Linked DNA regions of Homo sapiens: region 2 is linked to region 1. The links are chromatin contacts, found by Hi-C or POLR2A ChIA-PET in ENCODE. All regions are on one chromosome and are shown on one strand. The core of a region is the stretch at or near the end of the contact, and the rest is flanking DNA. Distances in the headings are between cores, read along the strand shown. Region 1 overlaps ARFGAP3 (ARF GTPase activating protein 3). Region 2 overlaps PACSIN2 (protein kinase C and casein kinase substrate in neurons 2).

Region 1 (4,610 bases), core at 543-3,042:
GGGCTTGGAAAAGAGACTCTTAGAGTGGCCTTTGCTGACAGCTGGCTAGAAGCAGCACCAGGAGAGAGATGCCGCTCTCCCTCCCTCACTCCGACGGCCTCCGCACTGGCCATCGTGGCTGAGGTGTTGTATGTTGATCAGTCTGCCTGTGACCTGCCTCCCATGCAGAACATGAGCTTTGTGCTGTCCCGCAGGACCTGGCCTTGGCAGTGGCATTCAGTAACTGTTGGAAAGAAAGAGCCTGGGGGTCAAACACTTTCAAATGACAGCTCTTCAGTGATTCTTTTTGCAAAACTGCCCACAATCTTTGGAGCCTAACATTTCCTTTTCCTTGTCTTCTCTAGTATGAGACCAGGGCCCGCCTAGAGAGGCTGTCGGCAAGTTCCTCCATAAGCTCGGCTGATCTGTTCGAGGAGCCGAGGAAGCAGCCAGCAGGTAGGGGGCACTGAACAAGAGCTGGTCTCTGTCATGTCTACGGTATGAACACATTTCATCTGGATAGGACTGTTTCCTTTTCCAAGATATTTTAGCAACCATTATTCGATGCTCTGATCTCTGCTATAAGTCAGGTAGAGCAGAAGTTACTATTCCAGGCTTCACACGTAAGGAGACCAAGTCATGAAATTAAAGCAACATCCCATCATTGCCTGGCAAGTCATCCTTCTGAACACTGTCATAGAGGAGTGTTTTCTAGCTGAGTGCGGCTGTGCTATGAAATACCATGTGCTATCTTAGCCTTAGAGGTGGACAGCGCCGGGCTCCCGTGTGATCCTCACCACCCTCTAGCTGTGAGCCCTTGAGGATGTCATGGTGTCTTTAGCCTCAGTCTCCTCCTCTGTAACGGGGGTGGATAAAACCACCTCACAAGGTTGTCATGCGGCTTAAATGAGCAATGTGAAGTGCCACCAAGTGTCTGGCACACAGCAGGCCCCAGGGGTGGGCAGAGGCAGATAGAAACATGTGGCTCTAACAGCATCTGTCTTCTGGGGAAGACAGAACACAGCTTTGGGAGTGAGCAGGTGGAGAGGAATTGCCTGTCTCCCATATCCCTCTTCAGGGTTCAGACCCCAGCGAGGAGGTGTCTGGTCCTCCCAGGGCTGGGATGGCCTAGGATGGGGCGGCCTGTGAGCCCAGTGGTGGGCCTCAGAGCGCCGGCCCCTCTGCTTCGACTTCCCCTCCCCCTGACTGAGGGATGCCTTGTGAGAGTACCCTACAAAGGCCTCTGCCAGGCCACAGTGGGGAGGAGGGGCCCTGTGGTTAACGTGAAAGGGGCAGCGTCCTCTGAGGTCATTTCAGGAAGCCATTTATCAGCAGGAGAGCCAAGGGGAGGGATGACTCTCAGGAGCCAGGCATTCCAAGCCTGGCACCCTCAGCATCCCTAGGCCTAGAGGAGCTGGCTGTGGCTCTAAGTGACCAACCTAGGCTATCACTTGGCCTTACAGCCACAGAGAACAGCTGTTTTCAGAGTCCAAAGAGAAACAGCTCGAGAGAGGTCTGAGTGTCGGACATTCTGGGTTGTGGTTTGGGGATGTTATAGAGACACACTGTGGCCCTCGGGGTGCAGTGGGCACTGCCAAGTTGCTGTGCTGCAGTGGAGGGAGAGTCCTAGCCAGGTGGCAGCAAGTGAGACAAGGGTTGTGTTGGCAGAGCAGCTGGCAGAGAGCCAGGCAGCCCAAGGAGCCAGAGGCCAGGGCCAGAGTGGACAAGCCCCGGCACATCCGCTGCCAGTGAGAGTGTGAGGGTGCCTGGGGGTGCGCAGCCAGGGCCACGGCTCCCCTGAGCCACTCTTTGGTCAGGAGCACACCCTGTGCCTCACCCCAGACTTGAGCAGAGGGGCCTCGTTTCCCTTGGGCAGTCAGTTACTTGCTGACTGGGCATTTCCTGGCAGTGAGTCTTGGTGGGGGCAGGTGAGGCTCATTGGCTTGTTCCATCTCCAAACTTTCAGTGTCCTGGCCTGTTGTCAGGGCAACTTCCTTTTGTGACCACCCCTGGCAGAGAGGCACTCCGGCCACCTTTGGAGACCTCCAGCAGCCCCACAGGTCAGTGCTGGGTCGCCTTGTAGGGGCCCTGGCACAGCCAGCAGCCGGTCCAGAGACCTGCATTGTTCAGTCCCCTGACTCCCTGCAATGGATGCCTTTGTAATTTAAATCAATAGAAGTTTTACTCTGAAGCACTGTTTGTTTTTTTAAAAAAATATTTGGAGATCAAATGAGAGCAGCCTTTCCAGTTACTGAACAAAAATAGTGGCAGCCTGTGTTTACCTTCCTGTTCCCTTTCAGAGAACAAAGATCCATTAAATTTTTTTGACCCTGTGTGGATGCCAAACCAACCCTGGTTCCTGGCACCTCGTGGTCATTGTAAGGTGCACCCTGGGGTGAGAGGCCACCCAGAAACTCACTCCCCTGCCCCCGCCGGGGTCTAACTGTGTTGCCCAGGCTGGTCTCAAACTCCGGGCCTTGAGCAAACCTCCCTCCTCAGCCTCCCAAGAAGCTGGAATTACAGGCACCAGCAACTTTTATTAAATATTTACTTTTTATTATTCAGAGCATATTTCAACAAAGAGCTTTGTGTGTTCTGCCTCCATAAAGCTTGTTTTATTTTATAAATTTTTTTTTCTTTTATTTTGTCTTTAATACTTTCCTATTGAAGTAAAAGCTTGTTTTAAGAAAACAAGTTCTTAAAACTTGTTCTGGGCAAGGCACGGTGACTCACACCTGTAATCCCAACACTTTGGGAGGCCGAGGTAGGCGGATCACCTGAGGTCGAGAGTTCAAGAGCAGCCTGGCTAACATGGTGAAACCCCATCCCTTCTAAAAATACAAAAATTAGGCCAGTCACAGTGGCTCACGCCTGTAATCCCAGTACTTTGGGAGGCCGAGGCGGGTGGATCACGAGGTCAAGAGATCGAGACCAGCCTGGCCAACATGGTGAAGCCCCATCTCTACTAAAAATACAAAAACTAGCTTGGCGTGGTGGCATGTGCCTGTAGTCCCAGCTACTCCGGAGGCTGAGGCAGGAGTATCGCTTGAACCTGGGAGGTGGGAGTTGCAGTGTGCCGAGATCACACCGCTGCACTCCAGCCTGGAGACAGAGCGAGACTCCATCTCAAAAAAAAAAAAAAAAAAAAAAAATTAGCTGGGTGTGGTGGTGGGCGCCTGTAATCCCAACCACTCAGGCGGCTGAGGCACAAGAATTGCTTGAACCTGGGACGGGGATGTTGCAGTGGCCGAGATCGCACCATTACACTCCAGCCTGGGCAATAGAATGAGATTCTGTTTCAAAAAAAAGAAAAGGAAAAAAGAAACTATTCTGCTTGGTGGCTCACCCCTATAATCCAGCACTTTGGGAGGCTGAGGAAGACGTATCGCTTGAGCTCAGGAGTTCCAGACCAGCCTGGGCAACATGGCAAAACCGTGTCTCTACAAAAAATACAAAAATTAGCCAGGCATGGTGGTGCACACCTGTAGTCCCAGCTACTCTGGAGGCTAAGGTGGGAGGATGACCTGAGCCCAGGAGGCAGAGGTTACAGTGATCTGAGATCGTGCCACTGCACTCCAGCCTGGGTGATAGAGCCAGGCCTTGTATCAAAAAAAAAAAAAAAAAAAAAGAGGAAGGAGGGAGGGAAGGAAGGAAGGAAGGAAACAATCAGTTCTGTGTTCCTTATCTTAATTTCCAAATGTGAAACGCTTCTGGTGAGGTAAGCTGCTTTCTGGGGGTGTTTCTAGCCCAGGAGACCTGCGGCCGTTCTTACGGGCACTCTCTTTCACTGTAGCTGAAGGATTGAGTGGGAAGCGCATGTAAGTGCCTGCAGCCAACCTGACCTGGCACAGCAACAGTCCCTGTGGTCACACCCATGGGACAGGGTCATTAGAGCTGGGGGACTGCCATCAGCTGGGCACTGCCTCAGGCAGGCGTGAGGCACTCAGACACCAGATGACAGAGTGGAGGCAGCTGTGTGAGAGCCAGGATACAACAAAAAGCTTAAAACCCAGCTGCCCCCTCAGCATGTTTCCTCCCAGAAAGCCAATTCTGATTGTTTGAATGAGAGCACGTCTGCATGGGAGTGCAGACACCTGCACCCCTTCCTTGTGTGCATCGTGGGGTCAAGTGGTAGGTTGTTTGTGAGGTCCCTTAACCACTGTCTCCTTTTCTCTTTGCTCCAGCCCAGGGTCTAGGAGTGTGACCTCGAAAGCACTGCCCTCAGTCTGCATCAGGCAGTCTGGTTTGGTTATTGCCATGTGTGCTTGTCAGACAGTATAGCTGTGCAGTGGCCCCAGGAGTTCCAGACCAGCCTGGACAACATAGTGGGACCCCCATCTCTACAAAAAATTTAAAAAATAAAAAAATTAGCTAGGTGCGATGGCTAATGCCTATAGTTCCAATTACTCGGAGGCTAAGGCAGGAGGATCACTTGAACCCAAAAGATTGAGGCTGCAGTCAGCTGTGATCACACCACTGTACTCCAGCCCGGGCAACAGAGGGAGTCCCTGTCTCAAACAAACAATGCCCAAACTTGTTCTTATAATCTTGGAAATACTTTTTCTCTTCATTTGTCTGCATGAAGCAGAGAAATTAATACGTGGTATTCTATTAAAAATTCTTATTTTGGG
Region 2 (4,610 bases), core at 1,512-4,011, 100 kb before region 1:
GCATTTAGAGCTCAGATCTTCTGGATGAACCCAGGCTGAGTCTGACCTCTGTGCACTATCTTGTGGGTACAAAGAGCCCCTGAGAAGAGTATTTGGGGAGATGAAGAGAACATAAGTATCTTGTGTCAAATATTCTGGGAATGTTAGCCCTGAAGAGTTGGCACGTGACTCTCAACATTTACCGTTCCCTGCCAGGAAGGCGCTCCCTGTAGGTTGTTGCAACTTGCTCTGAGTCGGGCTGGTTTCTCTCAGACTCTAGCACTGCAGGACAGCTCATCACGTGAGAACACCTTCATATTCATCATCCATGTGGAGTGATACTTTCCCCATCCTTCCATACCAATTCTATAGGACACATATTTAGAAGCTGCCATGACCCGGGCCCTGGGCTAAGTCCTGGGCACCCCATATGAGAGCCCAGCCTCGGGCCTCCTAGAGCCAGCGTTGTATGGAGAGCAGTTAGGAGGCGGCAGAGCAGTGCCCTGAGCGCAAGCACGAAGCGAGCGAATGTCAATACCACCTCATGCTCAGCAGCAGTGACTGGCTCTGTCTGCTGCCCAGCCGCCTCCACGCACGCCGACCCCAACGGACTTTTCCGTGTGATGGCCTGCCTGTGTCAGCCTTGCAGGAGCACTGTGCCCACATCCATGGGCTCCTCGGGACAGGGTGCGCATCAGCTTAATTATCACCCCACCGTGCTCACATATGGCTCCTAGAAGGTTAGTGGCCCACATTAGTTTCACTAAAGTTTCTAAAAATTACCATTAATTATTTCTTTTCACTGAACTAGTATCTGCTGAACCATGAGCAAGGATTAAGGCATCAACTCCTCAGTCTCCACCCCACTGCCAGATAGCCCATCTAGAAAAGCAGATTGGATGGCTCCCTGCCCTGCTGGGAAGCTTCAGTTTTCTGCATCACCTTCAAAATAGAAGCATACTCTTTAGCATGGCCAAGACACGAGCATGTGTTGACAGCCAGCTGGACTCCCTGGCTCTTCCTGAGAAGCTCTGCCCTGGGCTCCAGCCAAGCTGAGCCACCCCAGGCTCCCATCCACAAAGATCTGTGACCCTGCCTGGTGTGGCTTGGAGGATTCTTTCCTCCATCCAGACTTCCATCTCCTTCCTAGGGAGCTGCTCTGGGAAAGGAAGAGCCTTCCCTGACTGCTCCGGGCGGGCTTGGGCAGTCTTCCTCTGTGCTCTCCAGCATTTCCTAGGCTGTAACATGGCATTGCTCATTTCCTACTTCCAGGATGGTTGTAAGAATTACAGAGAACACCCACAAAGAGGCTAAAATTGTGTGTGGTACTTTTTTTCTCTTTTGGCAAAAACTCTTTTTCCTACCCCGATGTTACACACAAAATGTAGACATGGTGTATATTGCGTAATCTTCGTTTAAGGTTCTTATGCTTATTTTGGGGAGAGTTGTGTTTCTGATGGTATTTGGCTGTTCTGGGATTTCTGAACAGGCTGCTGCAGCCTGCTCTTCAGAGCACTGTATACCTACCTTTTTCAGGAATGAGTTATATTCATGTGAATTCCTTCTAAGCCAGTGAGAAAATAGTTTTCCTAAGATCCTGCCCTTCTTTGGTGGGTGACCCTCCCCCTGAGCTATAGTGGACATTTCCATTGTGGTTCAGATAGACTTTGTCGTCCTATGGGGCAGATCAGGGCCCTCGACGTGTGGGCTGCCTTTGTCTTGGCCATGTTTGGCTGACCCTGAATCTCGTGACTCTTCAGAATTACGTGTTTTTAAATGGGTGGTTTTCACAGTTTAGAATACACAACCTAAGCAATGCTTGGACGCTTATGAAAACAGACGTCAACATTGGACAGACTTTGACGTTGAGATTAGAGCAGAAAGCAGCCTTTGCTGCCCAATCTCTACCCAGTAATGGAGGTTTTTCTCATGATGTGATGGGTTTTAACCAAGCTGTCCTTTGTCCCCCTTGGTCAGTCAGTCAGGCTCATGCCTGGCCTGAGCTTGGGGCTGGGACACAGAGGTGAGTGTGACAGGGACAGTCCCTTGTCCTCTTGGAGCTCACAGGCCAGCAGCAGCACAAGACAGTTCCACAAGTGACTGCCATTTCCCTTGGACAGTTTTCAGCACTGCTGCCATCCCTGTCCATGGCCACTGTCCCCTAGCTTGGCAGGTGTTGCTTGGCTGGTGTTGCCAGGGCCTGGTGCCATGCACAGCACATGGGAGGGACTTACATACTTGAAGGAGTGGGTGGCGGTGGGTGGTCAGGTAGATATGACTGAAGGTCTCACAGGAGCCTCTCCTGCTGTGTTCCAGCAGCTGCAGAATTGGCCTGGTTCCCACAGGCGGCTTCCTGCTTTTAGGGCAAACAGGGCAGGGACCAGCCCTGGCCAGCACCAATCCCTTTTACCCATCCACCCACCAGGAGCACTGCAGGGAGCCAGCCGGGCAGTTTATTTTGGCTGGCTGCTGCAGGCCGTCGAATCTGTCATTTTTGTTTTCAGCTCTTTCATGCCCTTTGGTGTATGACATCTACAACATTGTCTTCGGCCTGCGTGCTCAGCCATTCCCGATACTGGGAAAAATCAAATTCCACTTTCAGTGGAGGAAAAGAAAGCAGAATTTGGGGTGCACCGTCGCAGGTCAGGCTCAGCCAGCAGTGATGGCCTGCTGCTGTTCTGTGATGGGCTGCCCAGGCCAGGGACAGCACTTGCTGGTAGTTGGGCACTGGGCCAGCGGCACCAATGAGCCTGTTGACACCCAGAGTTTATTTTGTCTGAGGTCACAGGACACCTGCATGGCAAGGCCAAGTCTAAATGACTCCCGAGCCCGAGTGGTCTCTGAGCGTCCTCTCTACACTTACCGTTTCTGCAGCCACACGCGGGAGCATCGCACACGCGGAGACAGGAAAAGGTGGATGAATGAGGTCACCTTTCCTTCTGTTGTGCAGACAGACCTGTCTTCCCCCCGTGTGAATGCCATCATTCTGAATGCAGAGAAAGAGTTCTTTGGTTTTTGCGTTGAGGGAATTTAGCACTTCGGGGTTTTGTGCTGTCAAGAAGCTTGTCTTCTGAAGATAAAATTTTTTAAATTTTTTTTGTGCATTTCTGTAGATGAAGATAAAATTTTATTTTCTTATTTGATCTCAGTGATGTCAGAATAACTTTTTAAAACTGTTTAAGAGACACATTTTTCCTTTCTATTCAGTAACAAATCTCCTTTCATTTTAGAGCCGGTGGGGTCCGTAGTGCTCATTAGACTGTGGTGGGCTTAGCTCCATGGAGACATTTGTGGATAAACGATTGTTTGAGCTGGGCACAGTGCAGGGGGGCGGAGCTGGGGTGCCCAGGCACAGAGATGGGGAGAGGAGCCCACATTCCACTAGTGGGGACTGGTAGGGTAACAGGAGTCATAAAGTAAACCAGGATTCGGGTGCAGGGGGCTAGGGCCAGGGTGGAGGTAGACTGGAGTGCAGTATGGGGGGGCTGTGGAAGCACCAAACTGGGAAGAGGAGGGAACGGAAGGAGGTGGGGAGGCTTCCTGGAAGAATTGATCCTCCAGCTTTTCCCAGCTGGCGTTTCCCCACTAGATCATCGGCTTTGGACCTTAGGGGTCGAGCCAGTTTTGGATGTCTCTCACACTCCCTGTCAGTCAGGGGGTGCCTTGGGAATTCTGCCAAAAGCCTCAGGTCTTCAGCGAGCTTAGGGACCGGGCAGGTGATCTCGCCATGGCAGCTCTTCCAGCAAGGTGATGCCTGCATCAGTGGGGGCGCCTCCCTGAGGAGTGAGGGAGAGCAAAAACGGCAGCCACATACCAAATTCCTGCCACTTGCTGGGTGCTCGGCTGAAGGCAAGTGAGCAGTGCATGTCTTCCCAGAGACCCAGGGCTCCAGGATGGGAGATGGCACACAGGGCGGCATATGCTGTGCATGTGAACGCCATGTAGGGTGTCGCGGGGCCTTCTCGACATCTGTGTAACACGCACCAAGGGAGCAGAGCATGGGGAGCCTGGCCGACGGCCTTGAGGAAGAGTTAGTTCAACACAGCTTTGCGTAAACACATCCTTTCTTTCTATGTTGTCTATCTTATGTGTTCTGCCTTTGGAGTTAGGATCTGAAAATTGCAATTTCTGGGTTTCTGTGTCATCTATTTTTTATTTTGTCATTTTGAACATTTCAGTTAAAGATTCGTAACTCAGTGTGTCTTTATGATTGTTGAAATCTGGGATTCATGCTTTTAAATGATCAAACGGCAAGGGGTGCTTTCAGGGTAGTGAGCTCCATTTTCTTCACCTTCGTACTTGAGGATACAGGTTTCAGGAACAGAGGATACGGCCAGTCAGTGTTGGGAGCAAGAACTGAAAACCCCAAGTTGAGACAGAATTGAGGCCCCGAGGAAAGGACAGGACTAGTGCTGGGTCAGAATCGAGTCTGGATTGTAGATCAGACTCAAGGCGATTCTGAATCTCTAACCCTCTTGGGCCCTGCAAGGTAAATAGCATCACCTCATTTGCAGATGGCGAGCCCCAGTGAGGTTAGGTGTTAGTCTGAGCTTGTGGTTCAAGGCAGCACCGAAGTGTGGAACTCCCAGGGCCTACATTCCAGGGCTGAGACAAGTTGGGAGCCCAGTGGT

The links. Hi-C counts contacts between places; a loop is a spot of excess contacts on that map. ChIA-PET counts read pairs that join two places held with the same protein, here RNA polymerase II (POLR2A).
Region 2: a loop to region 1 is called in a map of endothelial cell of hepatic sinusoid, with 4 times the contacts of the local background. The contact joins two enhancer-like sites. A Hi-C loop is called at or near these places in 1 of 168 maps with a recorded cell type or tissue (endothelial cell of hepatic sinusoid). POLR2A ChIA-PET finds 5 or more read pairs at or near these places in 4 of 52 experiments (Caco-2, H1, OCI-LY7 and 1 more).

What each region holds. Positions count from the first base shown.
Region 1 is chr22:42,802,898-42,807,507 of GRCh38, reverse strand. It overlaps ARFGAP3 (ARF GTPase activating protein 3), which reads left to right. Exons shown (of 16, transcript NM_014570.5): 14 at 345-435. Among named protein-coding and RNA genes, the nearest start is that of ARFGAP3, 52 kb to the left of the region's middle. Within about 2 kb of position 1,792, at least 20 of the 41 ENCODE cell types and tissues checked have a DNase peak (open chromatin) inside an H3K27ac peak, as active enhancers do.
Region 2 is chr22:42,903,572-42,908,181 of GRCh38, reverse strand. All of the region lies in intron 2 of PACSIN2 (protein kinase C and casein kinase substrate in neurons 2), which reads left to right. Among named protein-coding and RNA genes, the nearest start is that of ARFGAP3, 49 kb to the right of the region's middle. RefSeq lists enhancers at 1,581-2,256, 3,151-3,671. Within about 2 kb of position 2,761, at least 17 of the 41 ENCODE cell types and tissues checked have a DNase peak (open chromatin) inside an H3K27ac peak, as active enhancers do.